4 separate regions of the Homo sapiens genome follow, and regions 2, 3 and 4 are each linked to region 1. The links are chromatin contacts, found by Hi-C or POLR2A ChIA-PET in ENCODE. All regions are on one chromosome and are shown on one strand. The core of a region is the stretch at or near the end of the contact, and the rest is flanking DNA. Distances in the headings are between cores, read along the strand shown.

Region 1 (4,944 bases), core at 676-3,175:
AACATTCATTCTCTTCTTCATTTCCAGTCTCACTGGCTTGCAAATAGTGCTTCCTGCCTCTTTCTTGCTGTTTCCTCATCCTTGATTTTCAGGGTGGAAACCTCAATTCATTTCCTTGAAATGGCAAATTATTGCAAAGGCATCAATTGGTTCTTGTCTAAGTGGACAAGCAAAACTGCACTCTGGCTGAGATGATGGAGACACTCACCTACCATGATGAGGGGAAGAAGCTGGAAGCTGGGTCATCTTGCCAGCCACTTTCTATGGTTATTTCACTCTTTCTTTTACTCATCCCTTTTCTTCTTGCATTTATGATATTTTGCCAATCAGTTTTGAGTTCATAAAGACACAAACCATGTCTGACTCATCTTCTAACATCCTTTAAGCTCCAGCAGCTAGCACAGTTCTGGAAAATGTCCACTAGACACTCAAGAGGTGATTTTGCACTGATTCAGCTGCCCTCCAACCACTGATTATTTTAGGTCAGGCGCTAGTGAGCAGTGCGGCCCATCACCAAGGGACAGACAAAAGTCAATTCATCTATAACAAAACTAGACCAACAAACTCGATCTTACTAGCACCACTCTCAAAAAAACAAAGAAGACCAACCATAAACAAATGAATAGACCATATCTGAAAATATATGCGATCCTGGAGGACTTGCATTTACACTCTATTTCCTAAACTATAAAGATTTGGGTGGTCCCTATCTGGTGAGCTATGCAACTTGGTAATTTTAGGCAAATTGCTTAAGATCTCAATGCCTTGGTGTATTAGTCCATTTTTTACACTGCTATAAAGAACTACCTGAGACTGGGTAATTTATGAAGAAAGGAGGTTTAGTTGACTCATGGTTCTGCAGGCTGTACAGGAAATATGGCTGTGGAGGCCTTAGGAAACTTACAATCATGGCAGAAGGTGAAGGGGAAGCAGGCACCATCTTTACATGGTCAGAGCAGGACAGAAAGGGGAAGTGCTACACACTTTCAAACAACCAGATCTCATGAGAACTCACTATCACGAGAACAGCAAGGGGGAATTCCGTCCCCATGATCCATTCATCTCCCACCAGGCCCTTCCTCCAATACCAGGAATTACAACAGGACATGAGATTGGAGTGGGAACACAGAACCAAATCATATCACTTGGTAACTTCATCTCAGTGAGATGGGTGGATAGCCAATATCATGGCATCCTTTGAAATCTGAAATTCTTTTATTATATTTCTTCCAATGATCACTCAACATTGACTGGTTGGATAGGATGAGCTGAAAAGCAAAAGTTTACAGTTTAATTCATTTCTAGAAAGAAATATTAAAAATTTATTTTAAGCAAGGTGCCACGCTGGGTGATAGAGGTGATAGATGACAATGCTTTTGTCACTGAGGGGTCCTTCTCTGGATGGTGTCATAAAATTGTATTAGAATTCAGGAAAAAACAGCTAGAGAAAAAGCAGTTTATCAGCACTTATGGCACTGCCATCTCATCATCAAAATGAACTGTGCACAATCATGTCATGGGTTTGTTAGGCATGAGCTTTGCTGAGGCTAGACAGGCCTCACATCTGTCACCTAATGCCAATTCACCTCCACACTCCCAGTACACAAAGGCCTTCTCCCTGGAGCCAAACTTCACTCTGCTTCCTCCATGTGAGGTGAGACCTTACTCAGACTGTGCCCTCCATCTGGGAGGTGTTTCTCCTGGGACTTGCTATTTACCCCTTGGCCCCCAGCTTATCATCCACAGAAATTCCACTGCCCTCCCTGGTTTCCATCAGTGCTGGCTACTCCCTCCTCTCGTCCTTTTCAGCAACACTGTGGGATCACAGCTTTCCAGGTGGAGATTTCCCTCCCTGGGCCCTGACTTTCCCCAGGATGAGAACTGCTCTCTAACTAACCTGCCGCTGTGCCAGCCCTTAGCATAGATGGGCATGTGCACCTGCCAGGAAAACAGCTGCTCTTTATCAAAGCCAAGTGGCACAGGTCCATCAGATGCTTTGCCTTCTGTAACCCCAGTATTGAACAAGAAACAACTTCCCTGTACAAAAGCCAGTCTCACATTTGGGAAGCTGACATCCCCTTAAATTCACCCCTTCTTATAATGCTAGAAAGACATAGCTAAACGCTCGAACCTTGGGCAGCATGTCAGGAATCTGACAGAAATGTGCAGAAAGCCAGGGCAATCACAGCCTCTTCTCTATCTAGGACTCCGCCTTTTCTTATCTCCTTCTCCTCAGCATATTACAATGGCCATGTGCCCTCCCATGGGACTGTCTTCTTCCTGAGGACAAGAACAGTGCCCCACCCAATGCCTTAGATCATGCAAAGAGTGTACACAGACTGCAAGTACTAAGTTTAATATGATTACTAACATGTTGAACACTGCTCTATGGACTTCACATGTACCAACTCATTTAATTCTTAAAATGATCCAGTAAGGACGTGTAGTAGTCAGGCTTCCCCAGAAACAGAACCAATGGGAGATATACCTAGATAGATAAATAGGTACATACATACATACATACATAGGCACACACACTTGTATGTGTGTGTGTGTGTGTGTGTGTGTGTGTGTGTATATATATAATATGTATGTGTATATGTGTATATGTGTATATATGTGTGTGTATATATCCACACATATATACACACATACATATAATATATACACATACATTTACACACATACATATATGTTCATGTGTATATATGTGTGGATATACACACATACATATACACATATACATACATACACACATACATATGATAATATGATATATATATACACACATACACGTGTGTGTGTGTGTGTGTGTGTGTGTGTGTGTGTGTGTCTATATATGTATCTCCTGTTGGTTCTGTTTCTGAGGGAGCCTGACCACTACACTTTCCTATTGGGTATTATATCACACAGCCTTTGTAATATGCCAAGGAGAAAGAGATAGAGAAAAGGCAGAGTCATAGAGAAGAGGTTGAGATTCTCCTGGCTTTCTGCATGTTTCTGTCAGATTCCTGACATGCTGCCCAAGGTTCCTGCCTTTAGCTAGGTCTTTCTAGCTAGGTGCATTCATATACATATGCACACACACACACACACACATACATATACACACATACATGTATGTATATTATGTGTGTACATAGATATGCATACATATACATGCATATATATGTGTGTGTGTATATAAAAATATACATATATGTATATATATTTCCTATTGGTTCTGTTTTTGGGGAAGTCTGACCACAACACTCCCTTATTGTGTTATTTTGAGGGTTAAATGAGTTGCTACATGTGAAGGCCCTAGAGCAGTGTCCATCGCGTTAGTAATTATATTAAACTCAGGACGTGCAGTCTGCATACATATACATATATATGTATAATATCAGAGAGAGATAGAGATTGGTCTTAAAAAATTGACTTATGTGATTTTAGGGGCTGCAAGTCCATAACCTGCAGGGCAGGCATGCAGGCTGAAGACTCAGGGAGAAGTTGATGTTGCAGCTTGAGTCCAAAAGCAGTCTGGAGGCAGAATCCCCTCTTCCTCGGGGCACGTCAGTCTTTTTCTCTTAAGGTTTTCAGCTTACTGGATGAGTCCCACCCACACTATGGAGGGTCATCTGCTTTACCAAAAGTCCACTGATTTAAATGTTAATCTCATCTTAAACTACCTTCACGGAAACATCCAGACTTGTATTTAACCAAATATCTGGGTATCATAGCCTAGCCAAGTGGACACATAAAATTAATGATCACAGGAAGGTACCATCTTTACCCTGACTTACAGAAGCAGAAAGGAAAACACAGATTGTTTAAGTCACTAGCCCTGAGTCACACAGCAATACGTAGTGCAATTGGAATTTGGCCTGGGCAGTCATTCCAGGAACTTGTGTTCATAAACCCTGAGCTATGCCACCTTCCTGTGAATTTCAGCATGGTATTCCTTATTTTGGCATGAGGCTGTATAAAGGGAACTGCTGAAAACGAACCATCTCTTTCTGATATTATCAAGTGGGTGATGTTATAACACTGAACCAGAAATGTATTTCCAGGAAACAGAACCCAAAAGGATGACTATATACTTAGTTTGGCCACATAATACCAGCCTGAACATCAACTCAAACCAATTCACCAAGCCCTTTGTGGCTGAGAGGAAGGCATGGCTGTCAAGAGTTCTAGCTCGTCTGTTTTGGTTTTTGGCTTGGGCGTGTGTGTAGATGTGGGTGTGTAGACGTGTATGTGTATGCGTGTGTGCGTATGTGCATGCATCTTAAGGAATCTGCTTCTGGTTCTTTGGGGACACTGATGATGATGGATTTCTCTATTTCACCATATATAATTCCTTCCTGCTGCACAGGACAGAATCCTAAGGGCTCCTAAGCCTGTTCCCAAGCTTCCAAAAGAGCACCAACTCACCGTATGGTTAACAAACCTAGGTTTGAATCCTACCTCTGTCACTTATTAAGTCAATATTCTTGGACAAGTTCTTTACTCTCTCCAAGTTTGGTTCCATCCCTACAATGGGGCTGATCAGAGCACTGACCTGGGATGGTCACCGTGGGGACTCAGGAATGATGCACGTGTGGAATGCAGCCCAGCACCTGGCATGGGGCATACACAGCAGATGACAAACACCATTCCAAAAGACAATTACTGCTTCATCATTAACGTCTCCTCACCAAAACCTTTTCTAGGAAACATGCCTAACCAAGGCAAGCTCCTCCTTCTGAGTTTATATATACCTGGCCGGGCATGGTGACACACACCTGTAATCCCAGCACTTTGAGAGGCAGAGGCAGGCAGATCACTTGAGGTCAGGAGTTCGGGACCAGCCTGGCCAACATGGCAAAACCCCATCTCTACTAAAAACACAAAAATTAACCAGGTATGCTGGCACATGCCTGTAATCTCAGCTACTTGGGTGGCTGAGGTGAAGAATCACTC
Region 2 (4,944 bases), core at 1,734-4,233, 390 kb after region 1:
ATCTAACTTTAGTAGGCCCCCTACCACCACACACACAATTACCATAGCATGCTCCCAATACGATATCAGCTCTTTGCACTTGGCTGGGCTGGCCTGCTACACCCCAGTGCAAAGTGGAATTTCTTCAGCACATTGATCATCTTGTAAGCATCTTCACTCACAGCTCAGTAAACAGCCAACATTGTCCCAAAGAGTAGCAGCCCTTCAAGTATCCGGTCATGTGTCTAAAGAGCTCCATATCCATGCATGTGTGTGTATGTTTTTGTTACTGAAAGGGCATGGGGGGGGGCCACGTCTATACCGGACTACAGAGAGTGAAGCTGGCATTTAAAATCTACTATGCTTTAGCAATTGCGAAATATGCAATGCATCTTTTATTTATTATAGTCCCCATTCTGTATAAAAAATAAATTTGTGAAGTGATGGATTTGTTAATTAGCTTGATTTAATCATTTCACAATGTAAACATGTATCAAAACATCACATTGCACCCCATAAATACAGACAATTATTATTTGCCAAGTAAAAATGAAATGGATAAAAATGAGCTTGGTGGAGCGCAGAGCTGGCAGCACTGTGCTCAGCAGCTTAGCAGCTTGCTCACCCCATTCCACGAGGGATCTGGGAAAGGCCCACACTGTGGCTCTTAGAGCTGACTCCCAGCCCAGCAGCCCAATCTGGCCCAAACAGAGGGTATGGCCCTTACCCTAGCGTCAACTAAAGAGAGAAACCAGAGCATTCACCCATCTCTTTCCCCACCTTTCCCCAGAGGTCTGGAATATAGATTGTGCTTGAGCACACAGGACATGGTTCTGTCTCAACGGAGCCAACATCTTGGCCTAGCACAGGCCACTTTGTGACACTCTGTCTTATCCCCCAGGAGCACAGCCACATGGGCAGAAATCAGGAAGAGACAGCCAGCAAAACACCAGGAGCTGGGGCAGACCTGGAACAGTCTCCCTCCCAGGACCAAAAGGAACCGACCCTGCCTGCACCTTGATCTTGGACTCTGGGTCTGCAGAACAATACGTTTCTGTCGTTGACGTCACTCAGTTCAGGGTACCATGCTGTGGCAGCCATGTAAACTCATAAATCCTGCCAGAAGCTATTATCACACCTATTTTACAGGTGAAGAAACTGGAGCTCTGGGAGATTAGGGACTTTGCCCAAGGTCACTTGGCTAAAAACTTACTGAGCTAGAGTTAGCCTCTCTTTTCACAGCCCCTCAACTGTGGGTGTCTCCACCATCTCCCTGGCCCCGCGTGAATAGGCAAATGGTGATTTCTTCACCTGTAAGCTCTGAGGTGAGCAATCGGGTTTTTTTCTAGCCTTAGCACAAAGCAGAGCTTTAAGATGATAAACCTACTTTACCCTTGACAAACCCCAAGTGTGGTCTTGAAGGATGGAGCCGATCACCTACAGGTTTAAGGAGCCACATAGAGAAAGGGCGAGCATGGGGCTCCAGGCCCCAGGTTTAAATCCAGCTCTGCCTTTCTCCAGCCGTGGAAACTCAGCACGTTTCTCTGTATCCCAACGTCTTCATCAGTACTAGGGATGTTAAATTTGTGGGAAGGATTATATCAGAGCGTCCAAGCTTAGGGTGTGCTGTGGCATGCAGTCGATGTTGAATGAATGACTTTGTTACCATCATCATTATTACTGTGCTTTCTCATTACGATACCAAATGTATTCACGATAAAATTAAACTCGAAGCCTCTGCCCCAGGACCCGCTACGGGCCTCTTGGAATCACCTCCCTTATTCATGGAGAGAATGCTCAGGAGGATGAGGAGGGAGACCCAGGGCTGACCTGGAGGGGAGGTGGACAGTGGGACAGCAGTCCTCCCACAGGAGCCAGGCCCCCCTCTTCCACCCACCTCCTCACCACCCCATGTGGCTTCCTTCTCAACACTACCAGCTAGAAATGGGACTTGGCTTTTTAAACTCAGCCCCGATGTGGTCACACTGGAGAAATGCATGTCCGCTCTGTCAGGACAGGACACGCAGGAGGACCAGGAGAGACACTCCCAGGCTAATGGGCATGAGCCCTGGGTCCAAATCTCAGCAAGAGGACCCAAGAGAAGACCCAAGGGAGGCCTTCTTCCCCAGAGTCAGGGCTTCTTCCCTGCAGAGAGGGCTGCAGGTGCTTCCTATCCTGTTGGGTCCATGAGTGGCTGCTCAAAGGGACGAGTTCTCGTGGGGAGGCACTTCTGTCCCTTGTCAGGTTAAGTCCTTCACCGGTTCCCACCCCGGACAGGACAGGGCGCACTAAAGCTCCACTGCGTGCATGACAGCCTTCCTGGCTGTGGACCCTCTCGCCCATTCCCCAGACCCCTCTGCAGAGTTCAGGAGTAAGGAACTCGGCGGCATAGCCCCACTGCAGGCGGGGGTTGGATCCCAGCCACACCACTGGCCATGAGCTCAGGCACACCGCTGGTCACTTGACCTCCCTGAGACTCAGATGTTCGGCCTCTGAGTAGGAAGCATCCAGGGCAGACCAGCGAGGAAATGCAATTGACCCCTGACCAGACTCCCAGCCCCACAGCCACCCGCTGCGGGATCTGCAGGCTGTGGAAGGAGCTGAGTCAGGGGTGCTTGGGGGGATGTGTCGGGAGGGGAACCTGCACCCTCACTGGCGGGGGTGGAAGGGGAGGCAGAGGCCAAGGGCTGCCGTCAGGCACCGTCTCAGCAAGAGAATCAGGAACTAGAGCCCCCAGCTGTGAGGGCCCTGTGAGATTTCTTCAACTTTTGTCACTTCCCCACTTTTTCCCCTTTGGTTACCACCCTTCTGCCCGGCGTGACTGTTAATTAACCCCTTACAGCTGCAAGGGCTGGCCTGCAGGGTCAGCAAAGACAGGAGCCAGAGGACAGCCCCACCCCAGCCCAGGCCAGTCCCGAGATGGGGCCAAGCCAGCAGGGCCTAGGTCCAGGCTGAGCGGGTGAGGGGTGGCCCAGGCCTGGAGCCACTGCAGCCAGAAAGGTCCTGGGCCCCCAGCCACCCTCTGGGTAAGCTCCTGGTGAACGTCCAGGCAGGCCTGGTTGTGCAACAGGCCCCGCTCCCAGTAAGTTGCAGCAGGGGGAGGAGATCTCAGCCTGCAAATGCTGCTTTGCTGGTTATACTCTCACCTCTGGCTGGATCCACCCAGCTGCTTCCATGTCTCCTCCGCTCCCAGGCCTGGGGGAGAAAGCCCAGGAGGGAGGCGTAGAGCGCCAGGCCCTTGTGGCTCCCCTGGCTCCATGCAACTGAACTCAGCCCCAGAGGATCTCTGCTCTGACTCGAGAAAGTCCAGGGAGAGGAAGGGGGCTGAGGAGGGGAGCAGAGCACACCCCAGCACATTCCATGATTCATCTGGACCCAGCGCATCTGCCAGGGTCCATGCGTGTGCACGTGTGTGCATTGAGGGTCGCACGTGTGTGGTACTTTCGATCTGAAAACACACAGTATCTCTCCAATCCTCACAGCAGTCTCATGAGCAGAAACGTTTGTGTCAATACACAGATAGGGACACCAAGGTTTGGACTGACTCAGTGACTGGTGGGGATTCTCACGCAGCCCGGGGGGCTCCCACAGTGGTCCCTGCAGAAATCCTGGAACTCTGCTGCAGGTGGTCACGGCTACCAGGCATCACCAGCCCATCTCTGAGACTTCCACACACGGAGGTTTACTAGTAACTCATTTGCATATCTGCCCCTTGCTGGCAAGATCTCTTCCCTACCCCAGCTCGAAGGCTCGGTGCTGCCATCCAAGCCAGCTTCCTGTGTTCTGTCCAGAGCAGAGGAGAGAGAACCACCCACCCAACACCCTTCGTGTAAAAAGCCGTAATCCTCCTGTGCTTGCAGACTTCACCACCAGCCTGCAGCCTCACCTTCCCCCAAACTTCCCTCCTGGTTCTAATTTTTCAGTCCTTTACTCATCTCTGGGGGAAGCGGCCCAGGGGGCGGGAGGCACGTGGGAGGCTGAGAGCTCAGTGTTGAAGTCGGCGGCAGCCCCGGGCTTGGGCTCACCCAGCAGTACCCGCCCCACTGCTGCCTCGGAGAGACAGAATAAGATCCACATCCTAGCCCAGTGCCAGGCCTGGGGAAGGTATGAGACGAACAGGCCCAAACCAGCCAGGACCTGGGCAAGCCCCTCCGGCCAGTGCCTCTGGCCCTGCAGGGCACTTGACCCCCCTCACCTCAGCCCCGTGAGTCCAGATCCTTCCTCCCTGGGCAGACCCCTTCCCACCCACATTGGATGTCCTCTGCAAAACATCACACATCATCTGTTCTCCATTCCTGGAGATCATGACACCATCACACAGGCCTGGGCCCCCAAGACATCACTCTGAGCCCCTGCTATATGTGATGGCCCGTGGAGGCCCAGGTCCTCCGCCTTGTCATCCAGAGAACAGGACTAATGTTCCCTTTAGCTCCTGGTTTGGGGGTGGGGGAGGTTTGTCACGCAGCGAAGAGCAACGGCCCAACTGAACTCAAGATAGGTAACATCTATCACTCTCTGCAATCTGCAAGCTCGTCACTCTGCCTGGGAAGATTAGATTAGTAAGCACCCGGTCATCGGAAAAATCCAGCTCCAGATACCTAATATCTTGTTTTCTTCCGTCTGTGCCCACAGTGTTTGTGAGGCTAACTTGGCTGGCATTTTTTCAAGTGTAGAAACAAAGCAGGCAGCTTTCTCCTTTCCAGGCAGGGCCTCCCCGACTTCAGTCATCTCCCACCCTTGACTCTTCCCCAGACACCTCCTCCAACCCTCTGAGTTTTCCCAAATGGGGCCCAGGCCAGACTCCAGCTATGTCTTGGGGCCCTGGGCACCAGGCTTCCCCTCCCTCCCCTCGTGTTTGCTGATCATTGTCATCAACCCTGGGTTTTCCTGAAAGAAGCACAGCCCATGTGTCTCAGGGTCCTTCTCCCATCTCCTCTTGGCCTCTTGGCCTCCTGGTAGGCTCCA
Region 3 (4,944 bases), core at 1,201-3,700, 370 kb after region 1:
CAGGTGTCAAGTGTGAGATGTGCGAGGGCACAGAGATGAAAAAAGATGGAAAGAGACTCCCGTGTCATGAGAAAGACCCAGTGGAACCGGGATACCCATAGAGTTTCACGGGAAGTTTGGGAGGAGAGCGTCTGGAAGGGCTTCTTGGAAGAAATGTGCCAGGGCTGAGTCTCACAGCAGGAGCCACCAGGCAAAGGGAAAGGAAGGAGCTGGAGGTGGGGACAGCATGAAGAGGGGAGCTGGCCTGGCCTGAGCAAGACCCTGAACAGCTTCACGGTCCTGGGCACGAAGCAGGGGGCCGGGATCCTTCCAGAGGAGGCTGGAGGGGCAGGCAGGGCCCACTGGGGATGCTGAGGTGGAGACAGACATGTCCCAAGAGTGTGGGAGTAGGGAGGTCCTGAAGGTGGGTACCCTGGAGAGGGACGTGCCACTGCATTTTATAGGGCTCACTGACAGCCACGAAGGCATGGGTTTGAGGAGGAACAGCCAGAAGGAGACCACCTAGGTTGCTCCTGCAGGAGGCCAGGAGACAGAGGGTGAGGCGGGACCCATGTGGGGCAGCGGGGAGGGGATGAGAAGCAGAATTAGGATGGCGCTGAGGGAGGCGGGATAGCTCGGACTCAACATTGCTTGGACATGGTAGCAAGAGAGACCAGGGAACCTAGGATGCCTCCCTCACTGCTGGCATGGGCCAGGGGAGAAGGGTGAGCCCATCCTCTGAGCAGGGAAGCCAGGTGCCAGCACAGGCAGAGCCAACTTCAAGTCACACAGATCTCATTCAAACCCCACTCTGCTGTCTCTTAACTGTCCAACCTTGAGCAAGTATCTTGGCCCCATCTGTAATCTGGAGATGAGGACAGTACCAGCCCCACAGAGCTGCTGTGAAGATCCCATGAGGAGGTACATGCAAACCACTGGGCACGATGTCTAGCACTCAACAGACACTAAATTGATCACGGCTGTCATTTAAATTAGCCACATAAATGTGTTTCATTCTTGGAAGGTCACGTATTCCTCACAGCGTATGGTGCCCCAGTCTTTCCACTACTGCTGCATTTTGGAGTGTCCTCTAGCTTTCAACCATGGATAATGAGACCTGCAGATAAGCCATTTCCAAACTCCCCTAGTAGAGCCAGGCACCCCATCCCCATCCCACAATTCTCACTGCCTGGTCCTCATTTCTGTGCTCACCTCCTTCCCTTCATGGAGGCTCTCAGGCAGAGCTGTGTGACCTCCCTTTCCCTCTCCATCTGTCTGTGCAGAGCTAGCACGGGAGGGCTTGGCAAATGTTTATTTACTGAGCAGGAGTTACCAACTTTTCTCCCAGCTGATGATTTAAGTACAAGTTTCAGTATGATTCCTCCAGTAGCCGACCAAAGGCGGATTTTAAACTAAGAAACACACCTGTATTTAGCACACCAGGGGATTCACCAGTTCCCCTGGGGCTGGTCTTGGCACAGTTTCATCCAGAAAAAAACCACCAGAGGAACCTTCAGCACATTAAACACCCATAGGCAATATGCACTGTGTGGGGGGTCAGGTGCTCATTGTCTCATTTCTTCCTCTGCCCATGAGGTAGGGTGTGTGAGCCCCATTTTACAGATGAGCAAACTGTTGGTAGGCAAGTCTACTTTGCTAAAGGTCATGTCGCTGCCGCATGTTTATCTGCATTTGAGACTAGAAAAGCAATTGATGTCTGTTCTAGGAATTAGGGACACTGGTGCTGAGAACACTTAAAAATAGCCCCGTGCATTTTCCCATTCTTGAAACAGGTTTACTAATCAGGAACGCAGCTGAAAAAATCCAGCAAAATGACTCAGTTCCAAGTAAAATGTCATTTCTCCCCCATCACTTTGGGACAACCCCAGCAAAGCCAGCACAGCATAGAAACAGAAAGAGAGACAGCAGAGAGGCCAAGAGGCAGAGAGGAGAAAAGGGGAAGAGGCCACATGGGTGGCTGCAGGGCCTCTCACAGTGCCCTGCAGCCTCAGTCAATTCCGGGGGTGCTCACAAGGCTAAAACGCTGGCTGTAAAATCAAGGGCAAGCTGGAGGGCTGGTTTCCTGTCTTCTAAATATACTCCTGTTCCGATGGTATCTCGTCCCCTGCGTCACGAAGGAGGGCTGCCCTTGACACTGTGAATGTCTCAGGAACACCTCAACCCAAAGGAAGCTGGGGTGTAGAAAGCTCGAGGTTCCTAATACCTTCAGGAACAGCACACTCAGGTCCTGCTCAGGCACTGGGCATGGCTGCCTCCTGCTCCTCTTTATCCACCCTCCTCCCCCTCCTCCCCCTCCTCCCTCTCCTTCCTCCCTTCCTCTTCCCTATCTTCCTCCTCCTCAAGGTCTTCCTCCTTCTCCCCCTCCTCTTCCTCCTGCTCCTCCCTTTCCCCTCCTCCTCCTCCTCCCCTTCCCCTCCTCCACCTCCCCACACAGAGCACCTCAAGCCCTCCAGGTGGGCAGTAACTGTCCAGCAGAGCTGCTGTCTGTGAATGTTATCAGAGGAAACACTTCAGAACTGAGAAGCAAACAGAAACCATTCTACACCTGCTGTCGCTCCACTTCCTCTGGGCCCCAACCTCCAGCCAGGTGTCCTCATGGGAAGAAAGGGCCCATTCAGGACTGCGGCTAGTGGTTCCCAGTTGAGTTCCTCCAACATGGCAGGAAGAAAGGAAGACACAGTAGGAGGCAGCAGAGCCTTGTGGTGAAGCCTAGGGCTCAGAGTGGAGCCCACCTACTGCCCATGCTGCATGTCCTGGCTCTGTGACCTTCGGGCAGGCTGTGGTTTATCATTACTTGTAATTTGTAACATTGAGTTACAAATACTGTGACTAGTTCAGAGGATTTATGAGGATGAAATGAGTTATCTGCTTAAACCACATAACATAGTGCATGGCCCTACACTTTGGGAGCTGGCGTGCCTGCCCTGAGCCCCACGCATTCACACTGTGTCATTTTTACAGCTGTGCCACCTGCCTCCTCACCTTCACCCTCCACCCCTCACACACCCTTCCAGGGTACCCCGATCCCGCAGGCTGCTTCCCATCTCTCCCTGAAATGCAGCCCGTCCTTTGGAGAGCCTTCCAGGACCTTTTCCCACTCTTGTGCACGCTTGACCATCATCAATTTAGTGATCTTTTCCCTAATAGATTTCACGTTCTCTCAGGCCCAGAGCCATGTCTAAGTAACAGTGACTAGTGGCTATGTGAATCTATTAATTCTCACACCTAAAATAGAACTCCACACAAAGGAGGTGCTCAATAAATGCTCATTGAGCAATCAACAATAACGACCAAGGCTCAGAGAGGTGAAGTAACCTGCTCTGTGTCACAGAGCTTGGAAGTGGCACATCTGGAATTCCAAGGCCAGTCACACCAAGGCAGGTCCAAGTCCTACTGCCCCTCAGCATCCTCCTCCCGTAGACGGTGATGCACCTGGGGGAGCAGAAGCAGTAGTTCCCAAGTCTACAGTGGAGCAAGAGGCTCAGAAATGGAGATCTCGGAGCTGCCCGCGTACAGCCTGGAGTAAAGGACACGCCATGCTGCCATTAAGCACCATTTCAGCCCCTCGTTGCCTGCACAGGTCCAACACGGAGCAGCTTGGCTGGGAGGCAGAACGGCAAGTAAAGCCTCCCTCCAAACAAGCCACCCCGCAAAAGGCTTGAAGGAGCACCCGTATTCAGAGACCACCCACTTTAATACAGATAATACTCTAGTAGCTTATATTTATTGATTTCCACACCTGCTAGGGACTGTTCCCAGCATGTGTGATTAAGAGTATCTATAATCGCAAGGCGCGGTAGCTCAGTCCTATAATCCTAGCACTTGGGAGGCCGAGGCAGGTGGATCACTTGAGCTCAGGAGTTCGAGACCAGCCTGGGCAACAGGGTGAAACCCCATCTCTACAAAAATACAAAAATTAGCTGTGTGTGGTGGCACATGCCTGTAATCCCAGCTATTTGGGGGAGCTGAGGCAGGAGGATCACCTGAACCTGGGAAGTGGAGGTTGCAGTGAGCTGAGATCATGCCCCAGTACTCCAGCCTGGGTGACAGAGCAAGACTCGGTCTAAAAAAAAAAATATATATATATATATATATATATAAAATTATTTGATCCTCGTGGCAACCTTACAAGATGGGCACTGTCAGCCGCCATCATCAGCATCTTACAGATGGGGAAACTGAGGTGGGGGAGAGAAGCAAGTTGCCTAGTGTCCTGAGTATCACACTGCTAGAAATTCCTGCAGCCTGGGTGCAGGCAGTGGGGCTCCAGTATCTGTACTTTTTACCAGTTTGCCACTCTGTTTTGATGTGATTTTTTTTTTTAATGTTAAAGGTGAGGTGGGGATAAGTTCCCAAAGGTGCTCATTGAGTCCCACTGTTGTGGAGTCACTTTCTGTGGAGTCCTCATGACAGGCCCTGGAGGCAGGAGACCCGGAATCACCTACTCCCACAAGCCCATGCCGGCCTGGCTCAGCCATGCTTTTAGAAAGTACTCCCAGGAGGCTATTGCAACACTCCAGGGGCATCCCCTGACATCCCTGCACCTGCCTGGACATCCTGTCCTCTCCTCCTTTCTTCCAGCAACTTCCTGGGTCTCAGGGAGGGGGGTGGGATTCCAGTGGGGTGCGGGAGTGGGAAGCACTCCATCCGGGCCGAGGGAGGAGTCATTTCCCAGCTCCAGTCAGCACCTGTTTCTCCGCCTCTGGCCCATGGTAGGAAGGGAGCTGCCAGGCATCCCGCCCTTGAGGCCTCTGAGCGAACGAGAGCTGGTTCACAAGCTCGGAACCTGGAGGCTCAGAATGCGGCGGCTGCTAGCTGTGTGACAATGGACAGGTCACTGAGGTCCCTGGCAATGGGTGGGAGGTCGTTAGCGCTCCTTGCCAGGATAGCCTCTAAAGCCCTTCCTCGGGGGACCGGTCAGCACATGCAGCCTCAGCCCTCTCC
Region 4 (4,944 bases), core at 945-3,444, 260 kb after region 1:
GAACCTGGGAGGCAGCGGTTGCAGTGAGCTGAGATTGCGCCATTGCACTCCAGCCTGGGTGACAGAGCAAGACTCCATCTCAGGGGAAAAAAAAAAAAAGATAAAGCTAAAATCCCCAATAAAGGAATCCTTGCTCGAAATTAGAAAATATTTTATTTAAAAATTATGCTTAAAAAAATCCCAATTAAAATGATGCCATTAGCACTGTCCACCCTCAACACACACACAAATTAATTTTAAAAATAAAGCTTATTTCTAAATCCTTACACAAAAGAACTGATTTTAAATGACACGCAGTTGGTAGCAGATCTGAACCACACAGAGCCCCAGCTTGGTGCTCCGTCTCCCCGGCCATGTGAGGACACAGCCCTCTTGAACTTCTAAACTGCCCCTCAGGAAGCAGAGCAGCATGGAAACGGTGTGAAAACCAAGCCAGCCTTTCCATTCACCAGGGGTTTTCATTCCTATTCCATATACTGGACAAAGTCACCCACAGAGCAGCTGAATTACTTCCTGGTCTTTCTTGAAGTATTTCAGTTCTCAGGCAGACCCGGGGCATACAAAGTTGTGTCCAAAATCATCACTCTACCTCCAGGTTTCTCTGTAACCAGCAATTTACTAAAAGTACTTCCTGGGCCTCAAGGTGGGAACTTTATGAGCTTCAGATTCTGTACCTTCCAGTCTAACCAAAGTTATACGTGATCATTAATTTCATGTTTCAACTTGACTGGGCTACAAGATACCCAGATAGTTGGTAAAACAGTATTTCTGGGTTGCCTGGTACAGCGTTTCCAGAAGAGATTAGCATTTGAATCAGTGTACTGAGTAAGGAACACCAATCCTCATCAATGTGAGTGTCATCATCTATCCAATGAATAGAGTAAAAGGTGAAGGAAGGGTGAGTTCACTCCCTCTGCTTGAGCTGGGACATCCTTCTACTCTTGCCTCCTGACATTGAAACTTCTCGTTCTCTGGCCTTCAGACTTGAACTAAATTCCCCACCAGCTTTCATGGTTCCCCAGCTTGCAAAGGGCAGGTCACAGGACGTCTGGACCTCCACAACCCTGGGAGCCATTAACATTGTAAACCTCCCACGTGTCTATCTCTATATGTCCTACAGGTTACGTTTCGCTTAGAGAACCCTGACTAATACTGTATACTTCCCAATGCCTACTTTAATCCTCAAAAGAAAGCTGAATCTGATTCACACAGTTTTATTCAATAAAGATCTCGATGACAATGTCAATTCAGGTGATTGGAACAGTTAAAACTGAGCCAAAATGCTGTGTGACACTAAAAATCCAGAAAAATTTACAGAAAAAAAGTTATTTGTTATTATTTATTTATATTTATTTTATTTTATTTTTGAGATGGAGTATCACTTCCATTGCACAGCTGGAGTGCAGTGGCACAATCTCCGCTCACCGCAACCTCCACCTCCTGGGTTCAAGCGATTCTCCTTCCTCAACCTCCCCAATAGCTGGGATTACAGGCTTGTGCCACCACGCCCAGCTAATTTTTTTGTATTTTTAGTAGAGACAGGGTTTCACCATGTTGGCCAGGCTGGTCTCAAACTCCTGACCTCAGGTGATCCACCCACCTCAGCTTCTCAAAGTGCTAGGATTACAGCTGTGAGCCACTGCGCCCGACCAGCAAAAAGTTATTCTTACTCTGTTTTTCAATGCTACTCTATACCAAGCTGTAATGGGTATACATACATAGATTATAAAGCAATGAGACCCCTTGTTTATGTCCCACAGTGATGCCCAAGTTATCTGCGATATGCTATATTCATTGGTTAATGTGAGTACTTGGGGAGTTTCTAATATAACCTTTAATGTGTGTGAACAAATTGCCAATAAATCCCAGAATAGACTTTAAGAAGTCAGCATGATTTTTCCCTGTTAGATATCATCTTTAAAAAGGGTAGGAGAAAGTTGTCTGGAAAAAAAAAAAAAAAAAAACTTCAGCATGTAAATTAATTTTAAAATGGGCATGGTAGTTTTACATTTTGAAGATAAGAAGATTAACCAGAAGGAACTGAGAGAGAAAATTATCAAACCTGAATGGGGAAAAATGCCTGAAAAAATATAGCTGTGAAGAGAGCTGAGTCATTTGTGATAGAATTTTAAGGCCCTGCAAAAGTCCCGAACATGGTCACAAGTGGTTTACATAAATCCATGTGCCCTCTTCTTCGAGCCAATCAACTGCTCTCCAGCCCTGCGGCGAGTGGCATCGCTAGGATGAGTCAATGACACTGTCACACAGTAGAAAACACAGCCTCCTTCCATCTCCATGATGTGCTTTCTCACAACTTCATTAAACTGAACCAGAAATCACATCAGACAACATGGAAGAGTCATGGGATGACTTTTGACATGAGATTGAGAGACAGGTGGGTGAGACTTCAAGAAAAATGACACAAAGATAAGACAGTTTCAGATTCAAGATGATCTTACACTTCTGAAAACCCAAACATCAACGTCTTAGGGCCAGAAAGTAAAACTTCTAATGAATAGGATGTGAAAGTCGCCAGGCAGACTCCTTGCATTTCACCATGACACTAAATGAAAGCACAGAAAGTCCAGAAGCTAAATGAATGTGTAAGATTTCTCAGACAAGATCTCTGGGGTCGCTCTAATTATAACACCCAAATGTTGTTAGCAACAATAGAAAGAGCAATTTAGATATGTGATTTGGTGATTGTTTAAAATACATTTGGGGCTCTTTTGAGAGTTCTGAAATTTCCATAGCAGCTGCGTACTTCAGACCTGGTGGCATTTGGGGAAACACTTGTCAAATCCATACTTGGAGCCCAGGCTGCCTGGTGAAAACGGATTTTTTTCCCTATTGTTAAGTGAAAATTCCATGAGCAAAATATTCTTACATTGTGCCCAGTAGAAATGTACCTTTCCACTGAAAATATTACCCTAATGAGCTTGCTTGTAATGTTCACACTGGAAATAACAGAAACATGCAGGCCCTCCCTGTCTTTTTCTCTTCTATGACCTTCTCCTCCACTTTACTGACAGAGTATGAGTAAGCTGGCAGAAAATCAACAGGGACAAAGGGAACTACTGGCCTCTTGGTTACAGAGGGCCCTTTCGATACCATCCTACATCTACAATACACCACCAGTTTCCTCCTCCATGATGTGACGTTCTTTAAGGAATAGTTTAGAAGGGCCTGACTTAGAACTATGCCAACAGCTCTTGGCACCACTTATTTGCAGACTCTGGCCCAACTGGCTGAAATCAGTCTTTGCTAATTTATCAGCCAGCACAGGTCTCAGCTGCAGTTTTCAGCTTTGATCAAAGCTGAAGCCCATATCATCGTAACATCATGTGTGAGTCTGGGTCTGGATCAGCAGTGGCTGGGAAGACTAAGGAGAAGCACAGAAGGGACCCAGAGTATGGCTGGGCCACCTGCTCCCCTCATTAGGATGGGATGAAATAGTGCAGCTGATTGGCCCAGGGAGAAGGGGGTGTGGGCTGGAGATGGAACAGAGGAGGGTTAGAGAGGGGCTCCCAGGAGGCTGGAATTCTATCTCACCGGCTGCCATCTATTAACCTTGACTAAAGACCTGGCACTGGCCTTGGCACTTACAGATGGTTAGGAACCCAGCCCTCGAGGACTCAGAGACCAGAGACCGCTAGTTCTAATATAGGTCAGACCTGTAAATGCATGAATGGGGAAGAAATAATCAACAATGGGACTACAGAGAAACAAAGAAATATCAGAAGGACAGACTACAAGGATAGTTTAGCCGCAAATTCACCCAAAAACAGGGAAAATTAGAGGAGGAAAAAAGGTTCCAGGACCTTTTTTCCCTTCATTCGAATCCACTTATTAAGCACCTACTAATGCAACCATTTATTAAGCACCTTCTACATGCAAGACACACAAATATTAATAGATAGAGTTCCAGCCCTCCGGGACTTCAAGACACAAACACAAACAACTGTGGAAAAGATTGCATGGTAATAAGATATTTCCCTGTGCAAAGTACTGTGAGTGAGAGACCCTGTCTGGGGGAGGATCTGGAGAGCTTCCAGGAGAAGTTGCCATTCACAATGAGCCTTCCAAGGTGAGTAGGGCTTCAACTTGCCAAGATGGGAGGTTAGCTTTGGCTCAACTCTTGTAAGCCTGAAGTTAACAATGCCAGGTGCAGAGCTTTCTTCCCTTTCCTGGAGGTTTGAAGGGGGAGGCTCACAGCCTGCAGGCAGCATGGCCTGCATTCTCTTACGAGATGTATCTCTTTGAGATACGGCTCCTTGCCCTGCAGAAAAGTGCAGCAGTTAACTGGAGCAGCAAGGAGACCCGGAATTCTGGGAGACCACCGGGCAAAACAGAGGCTGACCCAACCCAGTGGCTCCCGTACCACAACTGCCCCATGGATTTCAGTTCAATTACAGGCTTCTCAACCTCCCTCTCTCAGTCCTCCTGTAAATGGCCCACACTGTGTCCCACCCACCGCTCTTCTTAACAGGCTGTGCAACCTCAGGCAGCTGCTTGAACTGCTCTGTCTCAAATTCATCCTCTGTAAAATGGAGACCATTAAAACCAGAATCTCATAGGGTCCCACTGAAGAGTCAATGGAGTAGTGCTTAGTACAGGATTTAGCCCAGAGCGAGCTCTCAGGAACTTTTGTTATATTTAATGATCATTTTGTACCTACGTGATCTCCACCACACCCACGACTTCGCCATACCCCCACATCCGCATCTGCAGCTCTCTTCTCTTCCCCATGGCCTGCCCTAGAAGTCTGACAGCCTTATGGGCATCACCCCAAAATTACAACGAACACCTCTAACTTTTCAGACTCCTCAAATTAATCGTCTTTCCTCAACTGTGCCTCCTTCTTCCTTGATCTCGGGGATGACATCAGCACGCAATGCTTCCCCAAAAAAGAACTCAGACACCAGCAAAGACTCGCCCTCTCAT

What was found. A loop is a pair of places that touch in the nucleus more often than their neighbours do. ChIA-PET counts read pairs that join two places held with the same protein, here RNA polymerase II (POLR2A). Pooled maps may share reads with other maps.
Region 2: a loop to region 1 is called in a map of heart right ventricle, with 5 times the contacts of the local background. The contact joins two enhancer-like sites. A Hi-C loop is called at or near these places in 1 of 168 maps with a recorded cell type or tissue (heart right ventricle), 1 of 37 single-sample maps with no recorded cell type and 12 of 50 pooled maps. POLR2A ChIA-PET finds 5 or more read pairs at or near these places in 1 of 52 experiments (activated CD4-positive, alpha-beta memory T cell).
Region 3: a loop to region 1 is called in a pooled map, with 3 times the contacts of the local background. The contact joins two enhancer-like sites. A Hi-C loop is called at or near these places in 3 of 37 single-sample maps with no recorded cell type and 11 of 50 pooled maps.
Region 4: a pooled map shows a loop between it and region 1 (2.3-fold over the local background). The contact joins two enhancer-like sites. A Hi-C loop is called at or near these places in 1 of 37 single-sample maps with no recorded cell type and 12 of 50 pooled maps. POLR2A ChIA-PET finds 5 or more read pairs at or near these places in 3 of 52 experiments (activated CD4-positive, alpha-beta T cell, activated naive CD4-positive, alpha-beta T cell and naive thymus-derived CD4-positive, alpha-beta T cell).

What each region holds. Positions count from the first base shown.
Region 1 is chr2:8,144,591-8,149,534 of GRCh38, forward strand. The region is part of intron 7 of LINC00299 (long intergenic non-protein coding RNA 299); the gene reads right to left. Among named protein-coding and RNA genes, the nearest start is that of LINC00298, 170 kb to the left of the region's middle. RefSeq lists an enhancer at 1,023-1,072. Within about 2 kb of position 1,926, at least 5 of the 41 ENCODE cell types and tissues checked have a DNase peak (open chromatin) inside an H3K27ac peak, as active enhancers do.
Region 2 is chr2:8,532,262-8,537,205 of GRCh38, forward strand. No RefSeq gene overlaps it. Among named protein-coding and RNA genes, the nearest start is that of LINC01814, 49 kb to the right of the region's middle. RefSeq lists cis regulatory regions at 2,390-3,392, 3,415-4,944. Within about 2 kb of position 2,984, at least 24 of the 41 ENCODE cell types and tissues checked have a DNase peak (open chromatin) inside an H3K27ac peak, as active enhancers do.
Region 3 is chr2:8,513,546-8,518,489 of GRCh38, forward strand. No RefSeq gene overlaps it. Among named protein-coding and RNA genes, the nearest start is that of LINC01814, 68 kb to the right of the region's middle. RefSeq lists enhancers at 1,553-1,662, 1,863-1,912. Within about 2 kb of position 2,451, at least 14 of the 41 ENCODE cell types and tissues checked have a DNase peak (open chromatin) inside an H3K27ac peak, as active enhancers do.
Region 4 is chr2:8,406,722-8,411,665 of GRCh38, forward strand. No RefSeq gene overlaps it. Among named protein-coding and RNA genes, the nearest start is that of LINC00299, 81 kb to the left of the region's middle. Within about 2 kb of position 2,195, at least 6 of the 41 ENCODE cell types and tissues checked have a DNase peak (open chromatin) inside an H3K27ac peak, as active enhancers do.